Regions from separate parts of the Mus musculus genome. Here all the other regions are linked to region 1. A link is a loop called in an ENCODE intact Hi-C map of the cell type or tissue named here. Cell type or tissue: heart. All regions are shown on one strand.

What was found. Hi-C counts contacts between places; a loop is a spot of excess contacts. Peaks named below come from ENCODE experiments on the same cell type or tissue, not always from the same donor. Only the 100,000 strongest peaks of a DNase experiment are listed, where the experiment ranks them.
Region 2: a loop joins it to region 1, with 6 times the contacts of the local background. A loop is called at or near these places in 6 of 42 quality-filtered maps.
Region 3: it touches region 1 in a loop (4-fold over the local background); 10 of 42 quality-filtered maps call a loop at or near these places.

Annotation. Positions count from the first base shown.
Region 1 is chr11:119,125,673-119,128,172 of GRCm38, reverse strand. Gm11755 (a long non-coding RNA gene) reads left to right here and starts at 1,261. Exons shown (of 4, transcript XR_880345.1): 1 at 1,261-2,500. In heart, a CTCF peak has its summit at 1,469; a DNase peak (open chromatin) is centred at 1,562; H3K4me3 peaks cover 1,063 bases; H3K27ac peaks cover 2,500 bases.
Region 2 is chr11:119,033,295-119,035,794 of GRCm38, reverse strand. No RefSeq gene overlaps it. Among named protein-coding and RNA genes, the nearest start is that of Cbx8, 6.4 kb to the left of the region's middle. In heart, no CTCF peak of the experiment used is centred here; a DNase peak (open chromatin) is centred at 1,454; H3K4me3 peaks cover 1,661 bases; H3K27me3 peaks cover 2,298 bases.
Region 3 is chr11:119,057,564-119,060,063 of GRCm38, reverse strand. No RefSeq gene overlaps it. Among named protein-coding and RNA genes, the nearest start is that of Cbx8, 18 kb to the right of the region's middle. In heart, a CTCF peak has its summit at 1,327; DNase peaks (open chromatin) are centred at 1,203 and 1,913; H3K4me3 peaks cover 1,769 bases; H3K27ac peaks cover 1,638 bases; H3K27me3 peaks cover 2,442 bases.

The DNA of each region.
Region 1 (2,500 bases):
GCTAGGTGCAGTTGGACTTGTTCTGCCTAGGCCTTAGCAATTTCGCCCCCAACAATGGTAGGTAAGGTTGGGTCCTGGTGGGCCTTTTTAACAGGACGCTTGCCCAGGGCTGACCAGGGCAGGGGAGCTACGCATTGTTAGAGCTGAATGCACTTGCTCACCTACTTCTCTACCAAGCTGGTCTGGGGGCTGGCAGAGGCCACTATGGGAGGGGCCCTCCTTGTCCTGACAGGTAGCCTCAGACTGTGAGTCCTATCAAGAAATCACAGCAAGCTCTTGGCACAGATGTCCTGGATGCCAGAGGCCCTGGCCTCTCAAAAGCTGGGTGGAGAGAAGTCAGGAGAACCCTCCTCTCTGAGACACTCAGCGGTTTCCAGGTGGCTGAGAGTCACTTAGATAAAATACAAATCCCTTGTAGCAGGCTGGGAAACAGAAACTGAATAGAATGCTCTCAGATGGCATTGGGGATATGGGTTTGGGCAGGATCGTCTCCTCGAGACCTTCTCTTCTTCTGACAGAGCTGGGGTCAGAACCCAGGGCCTCCCGCATGCTAGGCAATGGTCACTCTCTGGGCTACACCAAAGTCAACTCCGGGGTCAGCATGACAGTCTCCGACCAGGAAGGAAGGATGTCCTGGTAGCATTTGCTGAGACATGGAACAGGCATTCCAGACGTGCCACAGGCTGAGCTGAGCTGCCAGTGCGGAAACTGGCCTGCCCCGTGAGTTACCGTCCAGCGTCATCCTCGAGCACCTGCCACCCGCGCTGGGGACTCCCTGCAAGCAAACTAAAGAAGAAAGAGCCCTGCTGTCCTGCAAGCAAAAGTAACCATGCCCTCTTTCCGGGGTGAAGCACTCTGGAGAGGCCAGTTGGCTGCTTGTCTCAGCCCCTCCTCCAGTTAGATCCCAGAGCCAATCAAGGCTCCAAACGGCCAAAATGCACTGTGCCAAATCACCACATAGCCACCAATCACCGTCACCAGCTAATATGGGGGTTCACAAAACGTGTGCAGTCTCAAAAGGCTTTTGTGTGGCAGGAAAACGCCCAGTGAAGCAGATCCACAGAGAGAAAATAGTTGGGGTTTGCCCCAAGGGCCTAGGAAAAGCAGGGGGGGGCACAGAATGACTGCTCACGGGCATAGGGGTGGTTGGGAGAGAAATTAGAATGCTGTGGAATTAGATTACGGAGGTGCTGTGCAACTGAAGATTTACTAAAAACAATCGAATTTTTTTCTCTCTCTTTCTAGAAAAAGATTTACAGTCTGCTGTTATATCTCAATGCAGCTGTTGCATGTTTTAAGTGTCCTGGGGAAATGTTGCTAGGGTTATCATCACTGGGTGCACGTTTACACGTCAGCCTCATTAAAAATGTGCACAGATGTGCATCGTAAAAAGGCCAGCAGGAAATATACCGGACGCTAGCACCAGCTTTGTGTGGGTAAAAGAATCGCAGAGCATTTTATGTGCAAACAGCCAGGGGGCAGGATCCACTCGAAGTCCATTGGTTATGGTGACGTCCAAGGCCAAGCCCCTGGACCAGCCCCTCTCTGCCCGAGGCCAGCCCTGTGAGTCACAGCAGAGGCATCAGGCGGCCAGGGGTCAGCTCCTCCCTGGGGAGGGAATGTTGTGGAGCCGGCAGGGCAGGCAGGGCAGCAAGCAGGGTAGATGTGGTGGGCAGGCTGCCCGTGGGCTCCACCACAGCCAGCTACCTCAAGGAAGGTGGGCAGGAGAAGAGCAATAATTACCCCGCTGGGAGGAGCTTGGCACCCGCCTTCATTCCCAAGCAGGGAGGTGACCTGCCCTGGTAGACTGGCCAGCAGCAACCTCGGCAAGGTAGCATGTGACTGGCCAGGTAGCAGTACTGACCTAGGAAGAAGACCATCAGGGTTTGCAGGAGGAACTAGGCCTACTCGTGCCCTGGGCCTTTGGCAAGCCCTCGGTCGCTGCTCCTAGCTTCCTATCTGTTCCGACCTGCTTCCTGTGTATCCAGCTCTACCCAGAGGACATCCCAGAACACTCTAGGGACAGCAAGCCCTTTCCCCTTCCCTCCCTGCCCCCGCCGCCTCTTTCTTCTGCCTCCACACTGGCCTTTGACCTGGCCCTTAACCCTCTCGGCTTCTTCTGCCTTTCACTGTAGCCTCCCTGACCCGCCACCTAAACACCACACACACACAAACACACACACACATACACACACACACTGGCTTTATAGATACAGTGGACAAGTGAATGGATGTAGGATGTGAGATGGAGTCCTGCAGGTCACCCCTGCTGGCAGAAGGCACTGGTGGCCTTGTAAGGAAAGGTACAAGGGGTAGAGATCACCATGGCCATTGCTGTCTGAGTCACTTGGTTATTCCTGGCCATGGGAGCCATTTGAAGTTGGAACTGAGAATGGGAGACATAGAGCCAGGTCGGGGGGTAGGGAGAGCTTGAAAGGGAATGTGGTATGAACCCCTAGCAAAGGAAGATGTCAGAGGCTGGGGCAGGGTTCCCAGAAAG
Region 2 (2,500 bases), 92 kb after region 1:
GTCTATTGATTGAGGAATTGAATTCGCGGCTATTGCTAGGCAACTGCCTGCTTGGAGCCGGCGCAGAGCGCGCTGATGTGATTAGTGAGCTGGGAGCCGCCGACCCTCAGCCCCGCGCTCCCACCACCAGTCCCTACGGCTTCTTGGACCCTAGTGTTCTTTCGGGTAGATACCACAAGGTTGGATGAGGGGCTGCCGATGGAGAACATAGCATGGGGTGATGATGGTGGGTGTTCTCAGTCTTCTAGGCTGCAGACTTCTCAGCAGAGAGGCGGGGTCCTGAGGCTGCAAAGGCGACCCATACTCCGGATTCCCAAAGAGGACCTTACCAGTACTGAACCTAGTTCCACCTCCATATTCCTGGGTAGACGTCGCTCCCTTGCAGAAAAAGCTGTAATCCGTGCGAACACGCAGAGCCCAAGGGGAGGGAGGGGGGAATACGGACCAGGTCACATCTTTTGCCCTTGGCCCCACCTTCCTCCTCCAGCTCAGTGACCTGCGTGGGAGGCTGTGGGTCAACGTCTGTGGTCCGGGGTTGCCAGAGCAGGTCATTGAGTGTCCAGTTGAGCGGTCAGCTTGTCTCAGTCGCCAAGAGGTCCAAGGTCTGTTTCTTAGGCCACCTCAAGGTGCTCTGGGTCGAGCAAGCTCTTTACTGGGCCCTCTGGAGGGCGATGGCCATCAGGGAGACAAGAAGGCACTGTGACTGTGCCTGGTGACTTCAGCAGTAGCCCCTCCCTCAAATATAGGTTGGAATCCCGCACCGACCCTTAGGGATTTCTCCGCTTCTTTGGTCACCACCAACTTCAACCTGGGTTCAGGGCTTCCTCAGAGAATTTTCTGGGTGTATTCTCCTTAAGAGCAAAGCACGGGTGTGAGGACCCCTGGCTCCAGACAGCCTTCGTTCAGACAGATCTCCCTCCGTCCGTTCTCTTTGGCAGGACGTGTTAGAGCCGCTGTCGGAGCTGAGCCTTGCCCAACACAAACACGGATTGAATGGAATACTTATGGCTCTACTTAGAGCCGGTTTTTTTTTTTTTTTTTTTTTTTTTTCCCTGACTCTTGGATGCTCACAGCGCGCGGCTCTGACGAAGGCCCGGTGCTGTGCCCAGGACGACAGTGGTATGCAAGCCTGCTCCACTCTCTGCGGATGCATCCACGGCTTTTTTCTTTTCACCAAAAAGTCCTTCAAGCCAGGGGCGGCTCGGATTCAACGGGATCCCAAGGTAGGAGCGAATAGGATCACGAACGGGTGCCATCAAGGATGGAAATTTAGCTGACAGCAGGGAGAAGCAGTAGGCAGAGGCCTGGACTTTCTTTCTGCGGCCGCAGACGGTTCGGCGGGTGGTTACTCTGAGCAGCAGGGGTGTAGACAGTGCAACTGAGTTTACCACAGCACGGGACAGCGGGGGATTCCGCCCTCCTCCCCATCATCATTTAAAGTCCAGCGACACGAACTTCGTGGGGAGCGCGCGCCCTCTACAGGCAACGGCGTCAGCCCCTGTCCCAAGTACACCCCTCCCCCTCTCTGGTTCACGTCTGATAGACGTGAAGAAAAGCCTTCTTTCCTCTTAACCGGCTTCTCCCAGCATCACCTTTGTGCCTTTGTGAATCGGCCTCGACCCACGCAGGCTGGACAGGAGGGAGGTGGTGTTCACTGGCCTAGAACCCAGCTGCACCAATCGTACCAGGTGCCCTCCACTTGGTGTCAGTGGTGCCTACTCTAGGATGGAGGTGGATTGATTAGGTGGTCAGACTAGGAACACAGAAATTAATAAACATCAATGTAGGCCAGCCCCGCCCCCTCAACTTTGGTCTGGAGACCTTGTCCCTGTAGACATAGATTTTCAGAGAGCCTAGCTGGCCAATGGGGCCAGCACTTGTTCCTGTCCTGACCTGAGGTCTATGATCTAACTGCCCCTATCCACCTTTTCAAAAAGAAAAGAAACAAAAGGCACTGAAGACAACAAAAGGGAAATCAAATCGTCAGCTGCCTGCTTTGCAAGAAACAAGGAATGGGTTTCCCTGGCTGGAGAGATGGCTCAGATGGCTCAGCTATTAAGACCTGCGTTCGATCCACAACATCCACCTGGAAGCTCAAAACCCGTAACTCCAGTCCCAGAGGATTCACCATCCTCACAGACATTCATGCAGGGAAAACACCAATGCACAAAAATAAAAAGACATACGTTTTTTTTAAAGTCGTATCTCTGCAACAAGGTGTTTCTATCTGTAGTGTTGACGCCTCCCCACAGCCTGACATCCAGGCCTGAGTCCCAAGCAGCCTTTCTGCCAGGAGTGGCCCATCTTCCCCTACACTTCAGAGGAACTCTATTCTCCTGGGAGGCCAAAGGAAATTTATGAATAAAATTAATGTTGAAGAGAGTAACACAAGTCTTGGGCTGGGGAAGGTTGTGTAACAGCCTGTCTTCCCTTCATCAGTTGTGGGGGGAGAGTCAAGGTGGCCCCTGACCAGATGTTTCCTGCCCTTCTCAGAGCTTCC
Region 3 (2,500 bases), 68 kb after region 1:
GGAGGAGTCTGGGAAGAGAGTGGGTCTGTGCTCATAAGAGCTTTCCTGATGCCTCTTCATCTGTGCTGGTGGCACAAGGGACCCTGCAGTCACATCCTCTGCATCCTCAGAGCAGCAGCTGGGGCAGCACCAGCAGCAAGCAGTAGGTTTAATGGAGAGAGGTGGTGCGTTTCCAGGTGAGATGTGGGGCGTAGGGCAGGGAGCCTACTGTGGGAAATAAGGCTCTCCTCCAGTCAGTTAGCCAGTGTCGTGCCTGCTCAACTGTAAGGAACCTTGGGGTCCTTTCATAGTGTCTCCCTTATGTCCTTACTAGGCAGACAAGGATAGAAGAGCCTGGAGAAGTCTAAACCCTGCAGGGTGCCTGTAGACCCTTTGATTTTGTTCCTGGAACTGTGAAGCCTTGGGTGGAGTCGCTAGGAGCCAGGTCAGCCTCCTATAGAAGCACCAAATCCTGACATTTCCCATCTCCATCTAAGAGTCCTAGGGATTGCTTGCTCTTTCTCAGTCTCTCTCAGCGCCTCTCTGCACCTCCCCTGTAGGTGTGTCCCCAGCCAGGCTCAATAGCTCCCTGGGTGGTTGGAGGAGAGAGCTTTGGCAGGTGACACCAGCCCTCGCTTGGACATGGCCTGTCAAGTTTCATTTCCTGGCAACCATTTCAGACAGAAGAGCAGCCTCTACCTAGCATGAAGTGAGAGTGCCCTGGCTTTTCCTGGTTTGCTCCACTCCCTAGTTGCTTCTTAAAGTATTTTGGCCCTGCCAGCAGAAGGATGCCAGCAGATGGGGTGACTGCCTTGATAGGGAGTTCTCTGCTACACCTTCTCCAGGTCAAGGGGAAAGGGAGGCATCAGGGACAGATCAGAAACCCTACACCAATACTGTCCTAGAGCCCGCCGGTCTGTGCTCTTGCCTCCAGAACAGAGAGGTCCAAGCTGGAGGAGGATAGAACTCTGGGCAGGGGAAGCCCACCCGGAGCATTTGGGCCCTACCATCTATGCAGGATTGCTCCCGAGGGTCCGGTAGGACACTGGGAGGAGCAGGAGCCCTGTGGATGAATGCTAGAGAATGGCGTCCCTCCTTTGGACACGCCTGCCTGTCCTCCCGCGGTCCTGGCGACTCTGGCATCCAGCCATTTTCCTTCTTGGCCCTGGTGGCGCCGGAACTCAGACCCGCCTGCTCTGCATCTGGAGACCGCAGCCCGGGGGGCCACGCACCATCCTATGGCCCCAGGGAGGGCTAGTGAGCTCTGCGTCACCACGTAGTGGGTGTACCCAGGCAGCTTGGCCTCTAGGGAATTCACATGGACAGGAGCCTCCTACTGGACGTTGAGGCACAGTTGCGTCCTTGAAACGACTCGCGGCATCGCCCGCGGGCCTTCAAAACACGTGCACAGGTGGGCTGCGAGGCCACACACCCAACCTACCATCTCACGGACAACTGGGTTTTTTCTGCCCCTCTAGCCGGTGGGTCCTCCTCGAGACCGGCCAAGTTCGGCGGCCGGGAGCTCAGTGGGGCACTCTGGACCCACGCAGCCTCCCCAGCGCGTCTTGCCGCCCTGTAATGACCCACCACTCTGCTCCCGACTCAGCTCAGTGGCCCATGCCTACAATAAGCAGGGCTGGGGCAGCCGAGCTTCTGCAGGTGCGCACAGGACATTGAGCAAGGAATCGCTTGGCTCTGGCTGTGAGGGGGAGAGGCGACGAAGGTCGGGAGTGGAGCGGAAAATCGTTGTTTTTTCGTGATGGGGGAGCGGCCCTAGGCTCCCAGTGGCGCGGGCGGGCGCGTCGCTTTGACGCCAGCCTTCTGGGCAAACCCATTCAGTGCTGGGCAGCCCAGGGGAAGCTGAGCCGGGCTCACCCCACCCTCCACCGAGGCTTGGGAAATAGGCGAAGTGGTCAGACTGGTTTCCGGGCCAGGATCAGGATCCACGAGGGCTGGCTGGCATTGGTGGGGAGGACTGAACCCCGAGGGTGATGTACTGACAGGCCACCCCAGGGTGCTCTCTTTTCGACCCCTTGGGGTGAGAGAGTGCAGGCATGGAGTCGGGGAAACAGTTTTCAAGCGTGGGTCAGTAGACTGGCCTCTCCCCATACACACTGCTGTGCCCAGCCCCCGCCAGCTGGGCTCAGCAACGTTGGACAAGCGTTCTTCTAACATTGGGGAGCACCACAGAACCTGGGTTTTTTTTTTATCTTGGGGGTTAGGGTTGGTTGGAAGAGTCAGTTCTGTCTAAACCCGGGCCCTCGTGCACCCCCTCTGTCAGCCTCAGTTTCTTTATCTATCACTGTCCCTAGCAGTTAATACTCGGGGAAAATCTAGGTGTATGGGGGATGGGGACTCCCAGAGGGTCAATGGAGGAGGAAGGAGGGTCTCCAGAGCGGGTGTTCATGACACCCACTGTTCCTCCCTGGAAGAAGTCCAGGGAGGAGTTAGGACCTCCACCCCCACCCCGTGCTTCCATCCCATTGCCAGGCTCTGGAGACCTGCAGACAGGAAAATGGAG